3 separate regions of the Homo sapiens genome follow, and all the other regions are linked to region 1. Evidence: chromatin loops called from intact Hi-C (ENCODE). Cell type or tissue: GM12878. All regions are shown on one strand.

The links. Peaks named below come from ENCODE experiments on the same cell type or tissue, not always from the same donor. Only the 100,000 strongest peaks of a DNase experiment are listed, where the experiment ranks them.
Region 2: it touches region 1 in a loop (5-fold over the local background); 1 of 110 quality-filtered maps calls a loop at or near these places.
Region 3: a loop joins it to region 1, with 2.2 times the contacts of the local background. A loop is called at or near these places in 1 of 110 quality-filtered maps.

What each region holds. Positions count from the first base shown.
Region 1 is chr3:6,131,454-6,133,953 of GRCh38, forward strand. The region is part of intron 3 of LOC105376942 (a long non-coding RNA gene); the gene reads left to right. Among named protein-coding and RNA genes, the nearest start is that of GRM7-AS3, 670 kb to the right of the region's middle. In GM12878, no CTCF peak of the experiment used is centred here; a DNase peak (open chromatin) is centred at 1,398; H3K27ac peaks cover 1,119 bases.
Region 2 is chr3:6,228,593-6,231,092 of GRCh38, forward strand. No RefSeq gene overlaps it. Among named protein-coding and RNA genes, the nearest start is that of GRM7-AS3, 580 kb to the right of the region's middle. In GM12878, no CTCF peak of the experiment used is centred here; DNase peaks (open chromatin) are centred at 566 and 1,349; H3K27ac peaks cover 2,008 bases.
Region 3 is chr3:5,951,523-5,954,022 of GRCh38, forward strand. No RefSeq gene overlaps it. Among named protein-coding and RNA genes, the nearest start is that of MIR4790, 700 kb to the left of the region's middle. In GM12878, no CTCF peak of the experiment used is centred here; no DNase peak of the experiment used is centred here.

The DNA of each region.
Region 1 (2,500 bases):
GTCTTGAGATGAAAAAAAGTGAAAAGAAGCACATTTAAATAAACTGATATATTCTGTGTAAAGTATTGGTTATTAGTCAAGAAAATCGGTCCAAATAAATTTCACAAAAAGATGAGGATTTAAGTTTTATTCAGGTTTCACTTTACATTATATTTTAGTATTGTTTGAGTTATTTACTTGAAAATGTCTGATACTATTTTTTTCTTTTCTTATTATTTGTATTTGCATATATTTTCACGAATTTTTATGTAACTTCAAAGTAACCATTTTCAAGACTTAATTTTTTTAAGAATAGTTTTAGGTTCACAGCATAACTGAGAATAAAGTACCAAGATTTTCCATATATCTCCTTCCCCCACCACTGCACAGTCTCCCCAACTATCAACATCCCCCACTAGAGTGGGTACATTTGTTACAATTGATAAACATGTATTAATACATCAGTATCACCAAAAGTCCATAGATGATACTAGGATTCACTCTTGGTGTTGCACATTTTATGGGTTTTGACATATGTATAATGACCTGTATCCACCATTATGGTATCATATAGAGTATTTTCACTGCCCAAAAATTCCTTTGTGCTTAACCAATCTCTGGTGACCACTGGTCCTCTTACTGGCTCCATAGTTTTGCCTTTTCCAGGATATCACAAAGTTGGAATCACATAGTATGTAGTCTTTTCAGATTGGCTTTTTTCACTTATTAATATGTATATTAAGATTCTAACCTGTCTGTCCATGGCTCCGTAGCCCATAAGAAACCAGTTCTTAAATCCAATCCTATGTGTCTATACTCTCTTGCTCTCACAAACAATAACATGAAATAATTTTTGGTTAAAAAACAATTTTTGCCTCAGAGACATTTTCTCCGCCCTCAAGTCACAAATAATGATAGAATATCACAGAATCAGCTTGAATTAAAACGATGGAAAGATTTTAGGTGTTTATTGTGATTTCTGAAAAAGGAATTCCATTCATCTCTGGATATTTTGAAATCATTAGGGCAAACAATAAATAATAATAATAATAATGTAATTAAGTGTCTTACATGGAAATACTTTTAGAATTTCCAGAATTGAAAGCCTGACTGTGACTAAGGAAAAATGTATTTTCCCTCTGAAAATGACACTTGACTGAATCTTTCTCATTCTAAGCTTTAAACCTCTCCCATACTCTCTAAGCTGGTTTTCCCTGTGACAACTGGAAAGGGAGAGCAAATTCATTACACTTTGGGCACTGTAATTTAGATAAAATCAAAGAGCACCTTCCCTAACTGAAGTGATTAGAAACAGGCCATATGTTGTGATTTTCAAACCAAGGTGTGTGGTCAGGAGAACTGGCTCTGTGACAAGAGGCTGAAAGTTTCTGAATTAGAGGATAGCGTGCACACCATTGAAACAGAAAATGCTGTTTCCTCTTCCCATCACTTTGGTACACATTGAGAGTCATTTAGTAAAAGTAGAAGAACAGAGACGCTGATTAGCAGTACACAGTCAAGTGCATTGGTGGTGCAGTGGCCTCAGGGACACCTTGGTTTCTAGAGAATTTACAAATTTGAGAAATAAACTTTCAGGACGACCATTACAAGATGAGAGGGAAAAGAAGGACCCTGGATATTGCAAAGAGGAAACTGCTCCAGTGTAGTGGCATTAATATTACCATCTTGCATTTCCCTACAAACATCACTAACATAGACTTTGGGCTAAATTCTACAGTTGTTTTGCTTGTAAGCTCCCCAGCATCTCTAGTGGCAGCTATTATGTCCACTTTCAGTTCCTAGCTGTGTGCATTATATTTGCATTCGTGATTGCCCTGACTATTCACCCTTTCGCTTATCTACACCCTCTCAATGAAACTGCAGTGCCTTCTCTGGTTTTAGTGTAATTCTCTACCACTGCATTCAATCCGCTGATAACTTTGGCCAACAGACCGATGCAGAAGTGATGGCGCACTGCTTTTCTCTCTAGTTCTCAAGCACTGTCTTGCTTCTATATTCCCGCCTATTCTTCAGCCATTGCTAAGAGAAAGGCCTTGTACCAGGTGAATGATGAGAGATACACGGAGCAGAGACCCACAGACACATGACCGGTCCCAGCCAATACCAGCATTGCATAACATCGATTAGATGAACCCCACATATGCAAAAAGCTAAGTACCACTGATGTCTGGGGTGGTTTGTTGCATAACAGTAACTGACTGATACGTCATCTTTTCTCAAGCTAGCAGGCCTTCATTCTAGATGTTCCTTCTGTGTAGAATGCTCTTTCTATGTTCTCCCTCACTCCTTTGTGAATAAATACAACTATCCATTATATCTTAGCTTAGGCATCACTTCTTCCTGAAAACCTCTCTTTATCCCCAAAGAGAGGGATAGGCACTCCTTCTCCTTCTTTCCTAACTTTCTTGACTTGTTTCAATCATAGGTATTCAAGATAGTTAAAAAGGCAGGCCACTGAGTAAGATAACCTGGGTTGAATGATTTAATTCACAATTCAAGT
Region 2 (2,500 bases), 97 kb after region 1:
GTAGAATATTATAACGTTGTGTTTATAGCAATGATTTGTCCCATTATTTCTTTCCTGGGCAATGCCATTTCATCTAGCCACAGTCAGGGAGAGCTTGTATACCAGTATACTCCATTCTCCAACATGGAACAATGACAGTGCTTCAAAGGGGCACTTGTCATCTCCTGCAAAGCTGTTAGAAATCATAAGACTATATTTGTCAGAACTTACGTGGACTGGGGTGCTGTATTTGCTGCATTAAATATGTTTTATTTAAGGCTATTTCCAATCCATGTTCCTATGATTTATTTGGGAGTAAAGGGTTGAACAGGTGTAAGGGGACAGGTAATTACGATTCATTTCAGAAATAAAATGCAAAATCATCATGAGTTTGAGCTCTTTTGTGGGGTTAATACATTTTGTATTCTAGTATTATTTCCAGCAGTAAGCCCAGGTCTTCTATGGTAATTCTTTCTTGGTTGAACTAGATTACATTAGGTAAAATACGTGATTGATTTTAGTTATGTGACTCAAGTCATTAAATGGGTTCGTATGTGAAATGAGATCATCCTACTGTCAGAAGGAAACTGATTTGCCAAATTCTCTTTCCATTTTAACTTTCATGTTCAAACTTTCAATACTGAGCACACAAACCAAAATATTTGGGTTCTTGGCTGCAAGGTGTTTACTTAACCTGTGCTTGGGACTTCCATACTCATAATTAGAAAAATCTATAGGACAGTCACAGCTTCTTTTTCTGAAATGTCCATTTGGCTTGATGATTTGGAAGAAATTTACCTTTAGAATTCAATAGGTAGAAACATATTATGAAGGCAAATATAGCATCGACCTGTATTATGATAGTACTGTGGGCTAACTTAGGGCTGTATACCCGGATGCTTAGGTCTAAGTGTGTTTATTTTCATAGCTAAGGCTTACTGAGGACCTACCCTGTGCCAGGCATTGTGACAAATGCTCTGCCTGCTCCACCTCATTTGGCCTTCACAACACTATGAGGTGGCTATTATTATCCCTATTTTATGGATGAGACTGAGACTTTCAGATTAAAAGAACATTCCCACATTTGTGTGGCAGATATCAAATCTTGACCATATGTTCAGATCTGAGATTGGTAAAGTCTGTGCCATTAACTACTCAGTTGTAGTGAATATTGTTCTTATCAGTTACTCTCTAGCTGTTAATAGGTTTTGGTGGACATACTTAACACTTAGTGACTTAAGTAAGAATGAAGGAATAGCTAGCTACACATGATGTTTCATTTCTGGAAAGTCTGTGTGAAGCTGATTTTTTAATTTCCAGAGACTCAACTGCTACACATACTTGTTTAGTCATTAGCAGATCTTTTTTGGTGAGAATTAAAGAGCCACCACGCGCATTTGTTTCTGTCTTAATCAACCACCTATTCTTTAAAAGAAAAACAAATAGCGGTTGTCCCACAGGGTAGTTTTCTTTTTCAGAAATTGGAATTTACAGTGGTTTCTGGTCTATAATCAGTGCATTTTTTACGCAAAGAGAATATTCTGAAATTTCCCATAGTGGGGGATTTCAGAGTTAAAATGAGTTTGCTTTTCACAGCTAAGGGCTGGGATTTCTGCATGTTTCACAAGGTAATTCTTTGATTTTTGGTTTCAAATTTCATCCCAAATCCTTGAAAGTCAAAGATAAGTAGTTACCTCCTCTGTTTCAGAACTGACCATGCACTATAATTTTCCAAATTATACATACGAGATCAAAGTGTGAAAACTTTCAGTTGTCTCTCAAAAGTGATTTTAGTTTCAATTATCTCCGGGCAACAAAAACACCTCACTGGGTCTGCCCAGTGCTTGAACATTCATCAGCAGGCTTCAGGTATATTATTTGATTCTGTACTTACAACAGCCCTAGGAGGTCTGTTATGATTATGTACATTTTTATAGGTTCAGGTAAGCTAACAGACAGTAGGGAAGTGGTGGAGGTATTCCCAAGCCCAATTCTTCTGTTTCCAAGTCTGATCCTCCTCCTAAATCATTCCTGGCATCCATTGCTCCTTTTCACCTAATGAAACAGACAGGATGCATTGTGTGATGGGTACGTTACTTCTAAGCCCAAAGTTCATAAGCTGGTACATAGGAGGAAGAGTTATCAGTAATTTTTTTCCCTAGCCTCTCAACTCTCCTACCCGCTTTTTGACATTCATCCCTGTGTCTGGAATCTCACAGTGGCCTTAGTTGTACAAAAGTCCTTGGACTGTGGTCTGCTGGTCACACCTGCCCTCTGTCATGCTCTAGTTTCCATTATTGACAGCTTTACTTACTGGTATCCATCTTACTGAGGAAGTTGTCGCTACTATAAAATCAGGTAAAGAATTCCCCATCAATGTCTTTGCAACTAATAATATAATCACTGTTACTTTCCAGAATTTATTTTTATTTTGATTAGAAGATATCTAGAGACTAAAATGACATGAAACAACGGCATAAATCATTATGGCTACCTCCCTCCCTCATTCTCTTCTTCCCTC
Region 3 (2,500 bases), 180 kb before region 1:
AGTGACAGAAACTAGGTAACATTTACCAAGTTCATTGAAATGGTTGGTTATTTTTCAGTGGTCTCCTAGGAGTTTAAAATAATATGGGAAGCTTCCTGGAAACACCTTATAAAAGACCTAAATTGTTCCCAGAAGACTGGAGATTTTCTGAACTCTGTATGATCTTTAACAGTGGTTCATCATTCTTATTGTATATTAGAGTTATACTGGGGGGCTTTACAAAAATATTGATACTTGGGTGTATCTGGAACAATCAAATCATAGTCTTTGGTGAGTGGAGAGTTTGTAGGGACTGAGCATCAGTGTGGTAGAAGCTTCCCAGGTTAATGTGTAGCCATTGTTGAAAATCACTGACATAGCTAGAACAAGAACAGCAAGTTCATGACAATGAAACTACAATTTCCACTGTCCCTGCACAAAAGATACTGTTGATATCTAAATGTGTTTTCCTACTGGAACCATGCCCAGTCTCAGAAAATTCTCTGAGGAATTTGTGGTAATTTTCGGAGTTCACAGATGTTCAATAAGTATTTATGGATTGATCAGACTGTCCCCAATAACCCACCAGCAGATTACTAGATACTTGATTTGTTCTATACTTAGCTTGGCCCAGTGTTTGTGAGCAGAAGAAGAATAAGGCATTTCTTTCTTGCTTCAAATATTCATGGAGCAATTCGTGACTGTGAAGTTTATTTTAAAATAATCTCTGACCCAAACTGAAATCCTGTTCTATGATTTTATTTGATATCATTAAAAATCTGTAACATAACTGAAATCTGCATTTTAATCAAATAGGCAACCATTATAATATTTAATGTTAATGTGTTACAAGGTGTAGTTCACAGAAACAAAGAGACTTTGAGTTAAACAGAGGCATCTCTACCACCTAATTCACCCTTAAGGACTATGAAATTCACCAAAAGCACATGCCAGTGAACATCCAGGGCCCTGTATCTTCTGCCAGTGAATGAATATAGGACTTCAAAAGCACAAAAAGTAAAGAAGCAGTGCCTTCCAGCCTTCATCCTCTGAAGAGCAGTCTATATACACTTGCTCCTTCTTTTGTTTAAAAATCTTTATCCTTGACATTTAGAAAGTTATACTTTCTCATTTGCAAAATAACACATATAATTCCTAATTACCTCTCCTATGCTATCACACTCCATGCTTTTTAAATACTTTCTATCTCAGTTATTCTGTGAGTTTCCTTAATTGTCTACAAGTACAGAGGAAGTTTGAAAACATTCTCGTTAATGCTTGGAAGAAAGAGTCCACCATTGTCCCCTTGACTGGCAGCCTTTATCAGACGATGTCGTCCAGACTCTCCTACTTTTCCTTTTCTGTGCAGCAAGGCTTTGGGGAGGCCCACGGGACTTTGGCACAGAAGAGGAATTTAGCCGTAACAAGGTGTTTAATCTGCTTTATATGCCCAGTGACATTCTTGAGATACTCTTCATCAGAAATCCAAACTCTGGAGCCACCTGCTTCTTTGAGACGCACAAATCTATTAAACTTAGCATAATTCATTTCAAAATGACAAATATAAAGGAAGCAAATGTATCACATACTTAAATGGTCTATTAAGTTAGTAGATGTTGAAGCAAACTTCGAATTTATTGTGTCACTCCTATTTTGGAATTATAAGAAGCTGTAATTAAGGGATTTTTCAAATGGTTATTTATTTAACCTTTCTAGCTTTGTTAAGGTATAATTGATAAACATAAATTGTCTATATATAAGGCATACAATGTAGTGATTTGATATATTTATACATGGTGTAATGATTACCACAATGAAAATAATTAACATCTCTGTCACCTCACATAGTTGTCATTTGTGTGCCTGTGTGTGGTGAAAACACTTAAGATTTACTATCATCAAATTTCAAGTACACAATCGGTATTTTTAACTGTAGTCACCATTAGATTAGGTATACTTAGATTCCCATAAGTTATTCATCTTTTAACTGAAACTCTGTACCCTGTGACCAACATCTCCCACTTCCCCTAACCCCCAGTCCCTGGCAACTTCCATTTTATTTTTTGCTTTTATGAGTTTGACTTTTTAAAATTTCAAAATATCATCTCATCATAAATGAGATGACACAGTATTTGTTCTTCTGTAATTGGCTTTTTTCACTGAGTATAATGTCCTCCAGCTTCATTCCTGTTGTCACAAATGGCAGGATTTCCTTCTTTTTTAATTCTTCATTTTCTTTGTTTATTAACTTGTCAATAGAAACTTAAGTTGTTTCCATATCTTGGCTATGGTGAATGCTGTTGCAATAAACATGGGACTGCAGCTATCTCTTCAAAATACTGACTTCGTTTCCTTTGGATATATAACCAGTAGCAGGATTGCTGGATTATATGGTAGTTTTAGTCCTAGTTTTTAGGACCCTCCATACTGTTTTCCATAATTGATATGCCAAATTACATTCCCACTAACAGTGTCAGAGTGCCCTTTTCTCCACACTCATGACAACTCTTGCTATCTCTTC